Linked DNA regions of Mus musculus: region 2 is linked to region 1. The links are chromatin loops, found by intact Hi-C in ENCODE. Cell type or tissue: heart. All regions are shown on one strand. Each heading gives the region's core, and the rest is flanking DNA. Links, peaks and the distances in the headings are about the cores only. Region 1 has its middle 140 kb from the start of Gm46516. Region 2 has its middle 9.5 kb from the start of Gm35627.

Region 1 (5,383 bases), core at 223-5,222:
CTCATCTGCAGGTCATGTTATTGATTGCTGATTGATGAAGGAGGAACCAACTCATTGTGGGTGATGCCAACGTGGGCAGGTAGGCTTGGGCTGTATAGGAAAGCAGGCTGAGCAAGCAAGGGGAAGCAAGCCAGGAAGCAGCACTCTGAGGCCTCTGCTTCAATTCCTGCATCCAAGTTCTGACCTTGAGTTCCTGCCTTGGCATCTCTTGGTGGTGGGATTTAATTTAATATCCGAATAAACCCATTCTTCCCTCACATTGCTCTTCTTCAGTGCTTTCAGAAAAGCAACCTAGAAAATAAGGTTATGGTGGTTCTGCAGGAGCCAAAAGGTAACGTAGCTGGTAGTTGGTGAGATGGTTGAACTTGATGCCGAACTTGAGCCTCTGAGTTTGATCCTCGGCGCCTAAGTGGTGCAAAACAAAGAAGTAACCTCTGAGTTGTCCTCCAACACACACACACACACACACACACACACACACACACACACACACACACACAGGGGGCGGTTCACTCGTACACAGAGTAAATAAATGTAATACATGTTTAATAGAATATCTTGATGTCAAGGTTCTGTTTCCAAGGCAACATGACAATCAAGACAAGAATCTGCACAGATCAGTGGTTGGCACAGTCCTCTATAAAATATGTTGCTCTGGTCAGCAGAACCAACTTTAGAAACAAATGTCCTACACCATTTGTTCTAACATAACCTCACATGCTTCCAGCAGGGAAGGGATTTGAGGTTTCTCCAAACAGCACCAAGTGAGACAAGCAACTGCAACCAACTGAGAGACCCTTTAAACTAAAAGAGCAGATTTTATATTAGCTGAAAGTATTCAAAATTACTAACTTCCTAACAAGCCCTGAGGGAGGTATGGGAACAAAGGCAAAAATGGGACAAGCAACTTGAATGACAGTCAAAGAAGATGTTCATGGTGTGAAGATGCATGGGGAGTCTCTGATAAATACAGGTGGTCCCTGTGAGCTTGCATTCACCCTCTGACATGACCACCTACCACAACAGAAAACAACTGTGATCAGTTTAAAACTGTGAGACCCCCTCTCTTCTCCACCTTCCTCTTACTGCTGTGACCTTCTGGAGAAGAGAGATAACAGGCGTGATAAGAAGAGTCACGTGAGCATGGCCTCGAAGGCTACAGCAGTTTCAAGTGTGACTAGAATGCTAGTCTCTCGTTAAGAATATGGGATTGAAATTGGACTCAGACGTGGTGTTTCAGTATACAAAATGAGACCTCTTTCATTACCTAAGAGACTTAATTGCCGTGATAATGACTTCCTGATATTGTGACTTGGCATCGCACGGGAAGCCAGTCACAAAAAAACAAAAAAATGATGTCATCACGAGCCCTTTGTGGCTAGTTAATTCAATGTGTGCCTGGCACTGAGCTCACAATGCCAACAGCCATTCACCAAAAGCCATATCCTGTGTTCAGCTTTGCAGTGGCTGTGCATCCTCTGAGCTAATCTGACCAGCAAGGAGGATTTCTCCTGTTGGTCTGTGATTGAGTAGGAAAGGTCCCCACACACAATTCTCAACATTTGACCCTCCTTTGGTGTCCCTGTCTTGAGAGGCTGTTAAACCCTTGGATACAGGAACTAGATGGCATTGACCCTAGGGTACAACTTAAGGCTGCTAGCTTGACTGCCTTCTACTTCCTGGTAGGTGGTGTAAAGAATCGACTGCACTCCAGTTATGGAGGTCTCCATGCCTTCCCGACCACAGTGATCTATATCCATCAACTGTGGTTCAAAATAAGTCTGCCTTCCTTCCAGCTGCTTCTTGTCAGGTCGAAGGGGAGAGACACATGGCTAATGCAATCTATCTGAAGTTTACTCCCATTCATAAATCAAAGTCCAAGCCATGAACTGGATGCTGCTGCTATTGATCCAGGTCTATTATGAAGAAGGGTAAGGGACTTTCCTGAATGAGTGCACACTGAAGGGGCCAAGCCGAAAGCTGGACATGGCAGGACCAGTGTGAGACGCTGCACACCAGGCAGCCCTTCTTTTCTACGTCTGTGGTCAGTAATCATATCTGCTTCCACATTTCTAATTCATCCCCTAATTAACACTTTGCTTCCAAGGTCATTTTTAACGCAATGGCCCAGGCAGCAGGAAATCACGAGACCAAGTGGAAGAAGGGTAGATGTCAGACCAGCTGGCTCCACTTCTGCTCTGTTCTATGTCAGGCAAATTAGAATCGCCAATCTTTAAAATACCTGCAGATCTTCCAACACTAAGCTAACACTAGAAAAAACCTAGTCAAATCTTGAAGCAACCTAACACTTACAAATCTTATAACTCCTTAAAATCTTATGAAGTACTTTAGCCTGTCTCCAGGGCCTTGCACGCTCTAGGCCAGCACTCCGCCTTTGCCTAGGCACATGGGTGACCTCAACAATGGAGTTACTGTCATTTTCATGTACTTAGAGGAATAAATGTGTAATCAATATTATTATGCATTCACTAGATTTTAGAGATAACAAAACTTCTATTCCAAAGCAAAAAATAAACGTGTGTACTGATTATGTAATAAACTTTCCAGGTTAAGGTATTAGCCAGAGAGAAAGTGAGAAAAAATGAAAAACAGAGATAGAAAAAGAAAATGTAACACACACACACACACACACACACACACACACACACACACACACACACACACACACAAAGAGGCAGAGGCAAAGGTGACCTTCCAAAAATTTAAAAAGAAACGCAGAAAAAAAAAAAAAAAAAAAAAAAACCGCAGTGGTGTGGCCAGTGTGGATGACCGACTTCTGTAGTATAGTAGCCCCATCTAGTGGACAAGATACATATTACATACTGCAACTCAAGACTTAACACCCCTTTCTCATTTAATCAGTAAAAGAAAAGAACCTTCCTGGTATTTTTCCAATGAACCAAGTGAATTAAATAAAAAGTTTGAGATCCCCTACACATTTGTAGCAGATGAGTCCCTTGGTCTTCATGTGGGTCCCCTAACGATTGGAGTAGGGGGCTGTCTCTGACTCTGTTGCCTGCCTTTAGACCCTCTTGCACAGCCGGGCTGCCTGATTGCGCCTCAATTGGTAGAGGGTGAGCTTAGCCTTGCTGAGACTTGGTGCGCCAGAGAAGGTTGGTAACCATGGAGGGCTTCCCCTTCTCTGAGGAGAAGAGGCAGGAATAGTGGGGGAAGGGCTTGTGAGGGGAGGACTGGGAGGAGAGGAAGAGGAGCTGTAAATGGGATTTAAAGTGAATTAATAAATTAATGAAAAAGGGAAACAGATACATACATAAATAGATGAGATAGATAGATAGATAGATAGATAGATAGATAGATAGATAGATAGATAGATGATAAATAGATGATAGATTATACATACATACATACATACATACATGTATAGCTTATAGATAGTAATATATAAACACATACATAGATACATAGATTTATATGCTGGTCCAACACATGAGGTACTTTGGATGCTCAGTTCTTAGGAGAAACAATGTCTCAACGAAAACTCTAAAGATAATGAAAATTTTAACGTTGTACGGCTACTGTTTCCAGTATTTGTTTCTGTTTCATTTACCTTTATTCATTTATTTATTTATTTATTTATTTATTCATTCATTCATCCAGCTGTGCTTACTAGGAGTACTTTATATACCGGAAGTGTCATCCTGTGTGCTGGAGACACAGCAGTGAGCAAAGCAAAGGCCTTGTCCACCTGGGGTTTTTGTCCCAGTAGGAGAAACATCACCAATCAATACACTTAAAATTGAAGCCAGCATTACAATACTGATCTTAGGAAAGTGGCTTTGGAAACAGGAAGCAAGAGGTGAGGGAAAGGGCCTTGGTGTTACAGAGGGTGGCTGATGGGAAGGGATCATTGATGTGAAATTGAGGAAGGAGGTAGTCTGGTGGCTACCACAGTTCATCAGTGGGTGCTGAGGGGTTGATTGCCTGTGCACGGGACTGGAATCCCAGCGCTGTGCTCTTCTGGCTCTTCTGGCTCTTCTGGCTGAAGTCTCTAGACTTCACTGCCTCAGCCACATAGTGGGAAAGGCAATGCTTTCGCTAGTGTTCTCTGGTGGGAGATCGATTGTATAGAATGTGGGGTCCAGGGTCAGGCACAGAATAAGCAGCATACATGCTCCCCCACCCCACTCCCATTGGTGATGAGAGTAGTTAAGTCTTTTTATTATAAATTTCAAGATCTAATATTACGTGACTAAGATAAATCTGAGATGACTTCTTATCAAGCAGGAGTACTTTGCAGGGTGGCACTGTGCCTTCAGGCATCAGAGAGACAGGTCCCACCCCATCCTTGAGGGATGGGGTCAGTCAGGTGATAAGAAATTCTGCTGAGTCCCACTAGCTACCGAGAGTGCATAGGTTCCTCTGGGTCTGTTGCCCTGGTGCTGGGCTGAGTTCAGGTCACGAAGTCTCTTGAATGCTGAAGACCAAGCCAGAACCTCAGCAGCAGTATTGGACTTAAATTCAAGTTTCTGTCCCACTTTTCATCTAAGGGATACCTAATAATAAATGATAAACTCTTACAATGTATATCAATGGTTTACATTTAATAAGGCGTATGACTCAACTGATTCTGTAACCAAATGATGACACTGTTTCCTACATGCAGAGACCAACAGAGAAGCTGATGATATTCCAGTGCCCGAGAACAGGTAATGGGAGACACTAATCCAGGATTCTGGGTGGTGTGTATGCCATCAGAGGTGTCACTACTAAATCACAGGCACGTGGAGTGGCTGGCTGGCTATATTTATAAGAGGTCAAATAGACCTTGATGGGTTATGTCGACCACATTCCTGCCTCTAAGACCAATGACTGCAGCCTCTCCCCTGCACTGGCAATCAGACTAGGGAACCCTAAGTCTTCTATGCATTCAGTGTATTTATCCCTTTTCTTGGGACAAGGTTTTACCATACAGCCCCAGATAGTCTCCGTATACATGCTAGGCTAGCTTTGAACTCAGGTAATCTCTTTGCCTCTGCTTCCTAAATGCTGGGATTGCAGGCAAGTCACCACACTTGGACTGGATATTTATCATTCGAAGGGTCCCTAAAGGCATCATCTTTGAAGGAAGCCCAGAGTCTGTCAAAGCAGAACACTCCTTTAATTGTATCAAGCCTTTTGTTTATAAAGGGCTGAGAGAGGAGGTGGGATTTTTTGCTGGGGTGAGATGACTTGCGGGGGGGGGGGGGGAGTGTGAGGAAGGGTATGGGGTGACTGACAGAGTCAACAGTTATTCTATATCAGCAGTAACTAGGTAAAGGCAGGCTTAAGCAGGTTGTCCTGAGTCACTCCAGTATGGAGGTGACTGAGACAGTTTTCTTTTACTTTTCTTTCTTTCTTTTTT
Region 2 (5,383 bases), core at 265-5,264, 1.4 Mb before region 1:
CCTCGAACTCAGAAATCTGCCTTCCTCTGCCTTCCAAGTGCTGGGATTAAAGGCGTGCGCCACCACCACCCGGCTTGATTCCTCTTTTAATTTTGTCACTAAAAAGTGGAAAACATCAAGTCAAGCTGCTATACTAGTAGCCAGTACAGGGTCTGGTAGAGTAGGGCTTGCCCTCTGCTAGGAGACATGGACAACACCCGGAGACATTTTGAGTTATCAGAATGGGTGGAAAGCTGTTGTTCATGGATCTTAGGTATAAACACATGTCCGCTGTTAGAAATTTACAATACACAGGATAGCTGTATTGGAACCAAATAGAGTCAATAAGTTCAAAGCACCAGTCGCACTAAAATTGAGAATTCCTATCATAAATGTGAACAAAGGTGAACCCTGTACTCATTACTTTGACCTCTGTAGTCGTAGTAATATGTATATAAATAATAACATCAACATTAATGTTCCATATTGATATCGATATTAATGTTAACATAGTTTAATGTATTAGCATTTCATTATTTATTAGGTGCTAACATTTACTATTGATTCTTATATGTCAGGAAAGCATATTAGTGAAGAACTGGGAGTGCCTATAATCCCAGCCCTTGGGATGGAAGTTCAAGAGTCAGAAGTTCAAGGTCATTCTAACCTGTGTAGAAAGTTCAGACTGGCTTGTGGGCACATGAGACTCCATCTCAGGTAAACAACAACCCCTCCAACTAAAAACCAAAAAGTCCCTCCAACAATAATAACAACAAACCCTCAGTAAATATATTCATGAATTGCATATTACCATGCTAACCCTTTTATTTATTTTGCCATACTGGAATTGAACCCAGGGTTTTGTGCATGCTAGATAAGTGCTCCATACTATCCTCCTAGGCTGGTGTTGAATTCACTCTGAAGCTTTTCTGGACAAGCGTGTGGTCCTGATCTCTCAGACTCCTGAGTGCCCGAGATCACACTCTCAGGCCACCAAGCTCTGAGAACTATCCCTTTAATCGTTTTTTTTTTCTAAGTTATTTTATATGCAATGAAAATAAGGCTTAGAGGAGTTGGGTGACTCTCCCCAGTCACATATATTAGAATTCGTACCACAGTTTACATTTTAAATGATGTCTTTAAATATTACTTTTTTGGCCACTTTTCATCGTGTTTAATGTTTTTCCATTTCTCCGTGTACACTGAAGAGAGTTTGGACTAAGCCAGTAATGACCTGGTGACCTTGAAGATTTCTGAGGTTCCTGTTAGTGTCCTTGCTGCTGTGGGCTTTGGAGGCCTGCAGTAACCATCCCTCCTACTCAGACGTGACTTCTGTACTCTTCCATGGGATTTTCCTTCTCCCGGGCTGCTGGACACTGTGCATTGGGTGTGAGCTGGTGATAGCTTGGTTACTGTACTGAGCCCAAGAAGAGAGTTTCTACAGACAACTGTGTCGAGGGTAAGAAGTGACAAGGGAAAGGAGGAAACAGCTTGAGATTCATTAAAGTTCATTATTGAAATGCTCTCCTTTTCTTCTGGTGGGAAAACACTTTGAGGATCTCCATGGGATGAATGGGCCGTACAAGTACCACAGGTTGTCGGCATGCCAACCTCATTCATCTGCAGGAGCTGGGGGCGGGGTTTGTATAGTTTCTAGGGTCTTTCAAGTTTCCCTTCCCAGAAGTGGTTGACTCTAACAAATCGTTCAGGAGGAACGTCTCTCTAATGTATTTTTGTATGGGAGGACTTCCTGGGGCAGAGGGAGTCATGTGTATCAGCCGGTCTCTGTTCATTGTGCAAAGGCCTGCAGCCATCTGGACCACCCAGGGCCTGTGTTTTTCTAAGAAGGGCAGGATGAAGGACAGGGGATTGACACCTCAGCCCCAGGGCGATGACCAGATGGCAAACTGCTTGTTTTCACTGGATTCAGAGCAACTGAATGGCCCCGGGAAAGCCAGTGTGGTTTTTGTCTTCAGCACCCAACCATCTTCCTCGTCCAAGACAGAGGTCTCTTCTCAGGCAGCAGCAAGGTCACTCAGATGATGACAGTGTGAAGCAGTGTCCACGGTGTCCGTGGCACGGCCAGGGAATTCAGAACGCTAGCCCTGGTGCCTGCATCTCACTGAGGCGAAGCCCTGCTGTGGAGCCAGAGGTGGAGAACGAGTGGTCTGGTCGTGTTGCTGCCGGACCAGCCGCCCAGCTTCTCAGGCTTAATGAAACAGGGTGCAAACAGACCTTGTCAGACGAAATGAATTATGGGAAGGAGAAGCTTAATGGATATCTTCTGCCATGACTCTGTGCCTTTGCTCTCAGGAGATCCTCCAACACTTTTCAGATGTGAAATGCAAAACCTAAAAGATGCCGAATGTGGATATGCCTAAAACGGAAGTAATCCATCTATCTATCTCTTAGTACACCAGAATAAGTGTGCATAACGGTGTACATGTGTGCAGCGATCTGTCCTTGTCCTCTGCTGGCCTCCAGGTCCTCCACTGTCTGGCAGCCCCACTGCTTTTTAGCCACACGCTTCCTGCCAGTATAAATGTATTAAGCAAGGAAACACATAGACAAAGTCTAGCTCATCGGGGCGTCTCAGTAATAAATTCTTAATTTTAAGCATTCTTTCTGAAAGATTTTTCTTTCAGCGTACACACACACACACACACACACACACACACACACACACACACACACACACACACACACACCTGGGTCTGGATGGATGTAATTGTAGGGCAATTTTACTGCCTGCTTATATACACTACTTTCTAGCAGTGAATTTCAAGGCCAGCAGAGGGCACCAAAGCACAACGGAGAGGCAGCAATACAAGCTCTAGTAGTGTTGTTTTGGTTCATGGTCTCTGGACAGGCTCACAGGTTAGCTTGACCAAACTCTGTTTTTCAGTCACTTGTGTCCTCTTCAGATTTTCAAGCTGATGGATTTGTCACTTCTCTCTTTGCTGTGAGAAAATACATTACAAACCATCTTAAAGAATAGTATATTTTGGCCTACAGTTTTAGGGCAAGGTCCGTCACAGTGCAGAAGGCATAGTACAAGGAGCCCGGGTGACTAGTGAGTGACATTGCATCTGAAGTGATGAAATAGAGAGGTGGGTGATGAGGCTCAGCTGGTCACTTCTCTTTTCCATTTTCATTTGGTCTCAGACCTTAGCCCATGATGCCACCCACACTCAGAATGGGTCTTTAGATTTCAGTTAAATCTTTCTGGAAGCATGCTTACAGACATACCTCTGGATTGACAGTCAGGGTTAATCATTGAGCCTTTAGGGAGAATGGCAAAGGCAGAGATTTGGATAACTGTTCCTGATGTCTAAATTGGAAGTGACGATGTTGGTTATCATTCATGGTAGGCTTCTTATGCACTTGATGATGCCCCAAGCTTCCGTGTGATTAAACCTCTCTGATGATCATAGTACCACAGTGCATGGAGATTTGTGAGGTATCTGGAGGGGAGAGTAGCCCTAACTTGACCTGAGACATGGTGATCCATGATGCTGATATAACCAAGGGCAACAGTGAGAACAAAGGGCAAAGATTATCATCAATTTAGGGCATACGCAATTGATAAATAGGAGTTGTCACCACATGTATTCAAAGGAGTTGTTTCATAAATAGGAAGAATTGCGAGGTGACGATGTTAGAGCTGATTTTTGCATGTGAATGTATGTCTTCATATGTGTGAGTACACAGGAGTATGAGGTTACACATGTATACAAATGTATAGCTATGTGCATATGGGGTCCTCGAAGTTGATGTCAGCTGTCTTTCTCCATAGCTATTCATTTTATTTATTGAGGCAGGGTCTCCCATCGAACCAGAACTTAATGGTTCTGACTGGCCTGACTAGCCAGCATACGCTAGGATCCCATTTCTGCTTGCCAACTCCCTGGTTTACAGCAGGTTATGTCTGCCCTGATTTTATGTGGGTTTTAGAAATCAGAACTCTGATTCTCAAGCTTGCATGGCAATTGCTTTATCCATCAGCCATCTCTCCAACCTTGACCTTTGAACTCGAGATCCTCTTGCCTTAGCTTTCTGAGTGTCAGGATTACAGCCTTATGCCACGACACCCAGGTCTATGGAAGTTTCCTAATGGTCTGCTTACAAACCCAATGAACTTGGGCTCCTTGTGTTCCTCCCCAATGCCTCAGTTTCTTCCTCTATAAGTTAGAGCTGGCAATAGCAATCATCTCATGATGTGAAACTTGCATTAGAGCATATAGCTCTCCAGTAGTTTTGCTTTGGAAAGAGCAGTTAGCAACGTCAGGGCATTTATGGCTGTTAGAACTGGCAATAAGTTCTGTTGGCGTGTTGTGGTAGATGTCGGCGGGGGGGGGGGGGGGGGCTACCAAATATATCCCAAGACTCTGCATTAACTAGTGAATGTCCTACCCCTGAAGGCCAAGAGTGTTCAGGTTGAGAAATTTTGCAGTAGTTCAGAGAAAATGTCTAGCATGTAAGAGGCATGGATTGGATTAAATTGGCAGTATTTCCTACCCCTTCAAAGCCTATAAACAAACACTTAGTGATAACCATGGCTGTACCAGATCTCTCTGTTCCTGTCTCATGTATATCACAGCTCTCGTCAGATGAGTACACTCTCAGTCCCCTGACTATGCTGTGACCACTCCTGGATCTGGGTCTCTGTCCTTCCACCAGAATCTCCTCTCTCCCCAGACACAGCAAATCCTTCCTTCCTTCCTTCCTTCCTTCCTTCCTTCCTTCCTTCCTTCCTTCCTTCCTTCCCCCCCCACACTCTCTCTCTCTCTCTCTTTCTTTCTTTCTTTCTTTCTTTCTTTCTTTCTTTCTTTCTTTCTTTCTTTCCTTCTTTCTTTCTTTCTCTCTTTCTTTCTCTCTCTCTCTCACTTGCTTTCTCGCTTTCTCTCTCTCCCTCCCTCCCTCCTTTCTTCCTCCCTCCCTCCTTCCTTCCTTCCTTCCTTCCTTCCTTCCTTCCTTCCTTCCCTCCCCCCTCTCTCTCTCTCTTTCTTTCTTTCTTTCTTTCTTTCTTTCTTTCTTTCTTTCTTTCTTTCTTTCTTTCTCTCTCTCTCTCTCTCTCTCTCTCTCTCTCTCTCCCTCCCTCCCTCCCTCCCTCCCTCCCTCCCTCCCTCCCTCCCTCCCTTCCTTCCTTCCTTCTCTTTCTCTCTCTTTCTTTTTTAATTGGATATTTTCTTTATTTACATTTCAAAATGTTTCCCCATTTCCAAGTCTCCCCTGTGGAACCCCCATCCCTCCCTGCCCTCCCGCCTCTATGAGGGTGCTCCCCCACCCACCTACCTACTCCCCTCTTCCCCAGCCCTGGCATTCCCCTACACTGGGGCATCAGCCCTCAGGCCCAAGGGCTGCTCCTTCTACTGATGTCCAACAAGGCCATCCTCTGTCACAT

What was found. Hi-C counts contacts between places; a loop is a spot of excess contacts. Peaks named below come from ENCODE experiments on the same cell type or tissue, not always from the same donor. Only the 100,000 strongest peaks of a DNase experiment are listed, where the experiment ranks them.
Region 2: a loop joins it to region 1, with 17 times the contacts of the local background. A loop is called at or near these places in 23 of 42 quality-filtered maps.

Annotation. Positions count from the first base shown.
Region 1 is chr15:56,063,766-56,069,148 of GRCm38, reverse strand. No RefSeq gene overlaps it. Among named protein-coding and RNA genes, the nearest start is that of Gm46516, 140 kb to the right of the region's middle. In heart, for the core only: a CTCF peak has its summit at 2,849 (motif pointing left); no DNase peak of the experiment used is centred there.
Region 2 is chr15:57,506,097-57,511,479 of GRCm38, reverse strand. No RefSeq gene overlaps it. Among named protein-coding and RNA genes, the nearest start is that of Gm35627, 9.5 kb to the left of the region's middle. In heart, for the core only: CTCF peaks have their summits at 2,575 and 2,774 (motif pointing right); no DNase peak of the experiment used is centred there.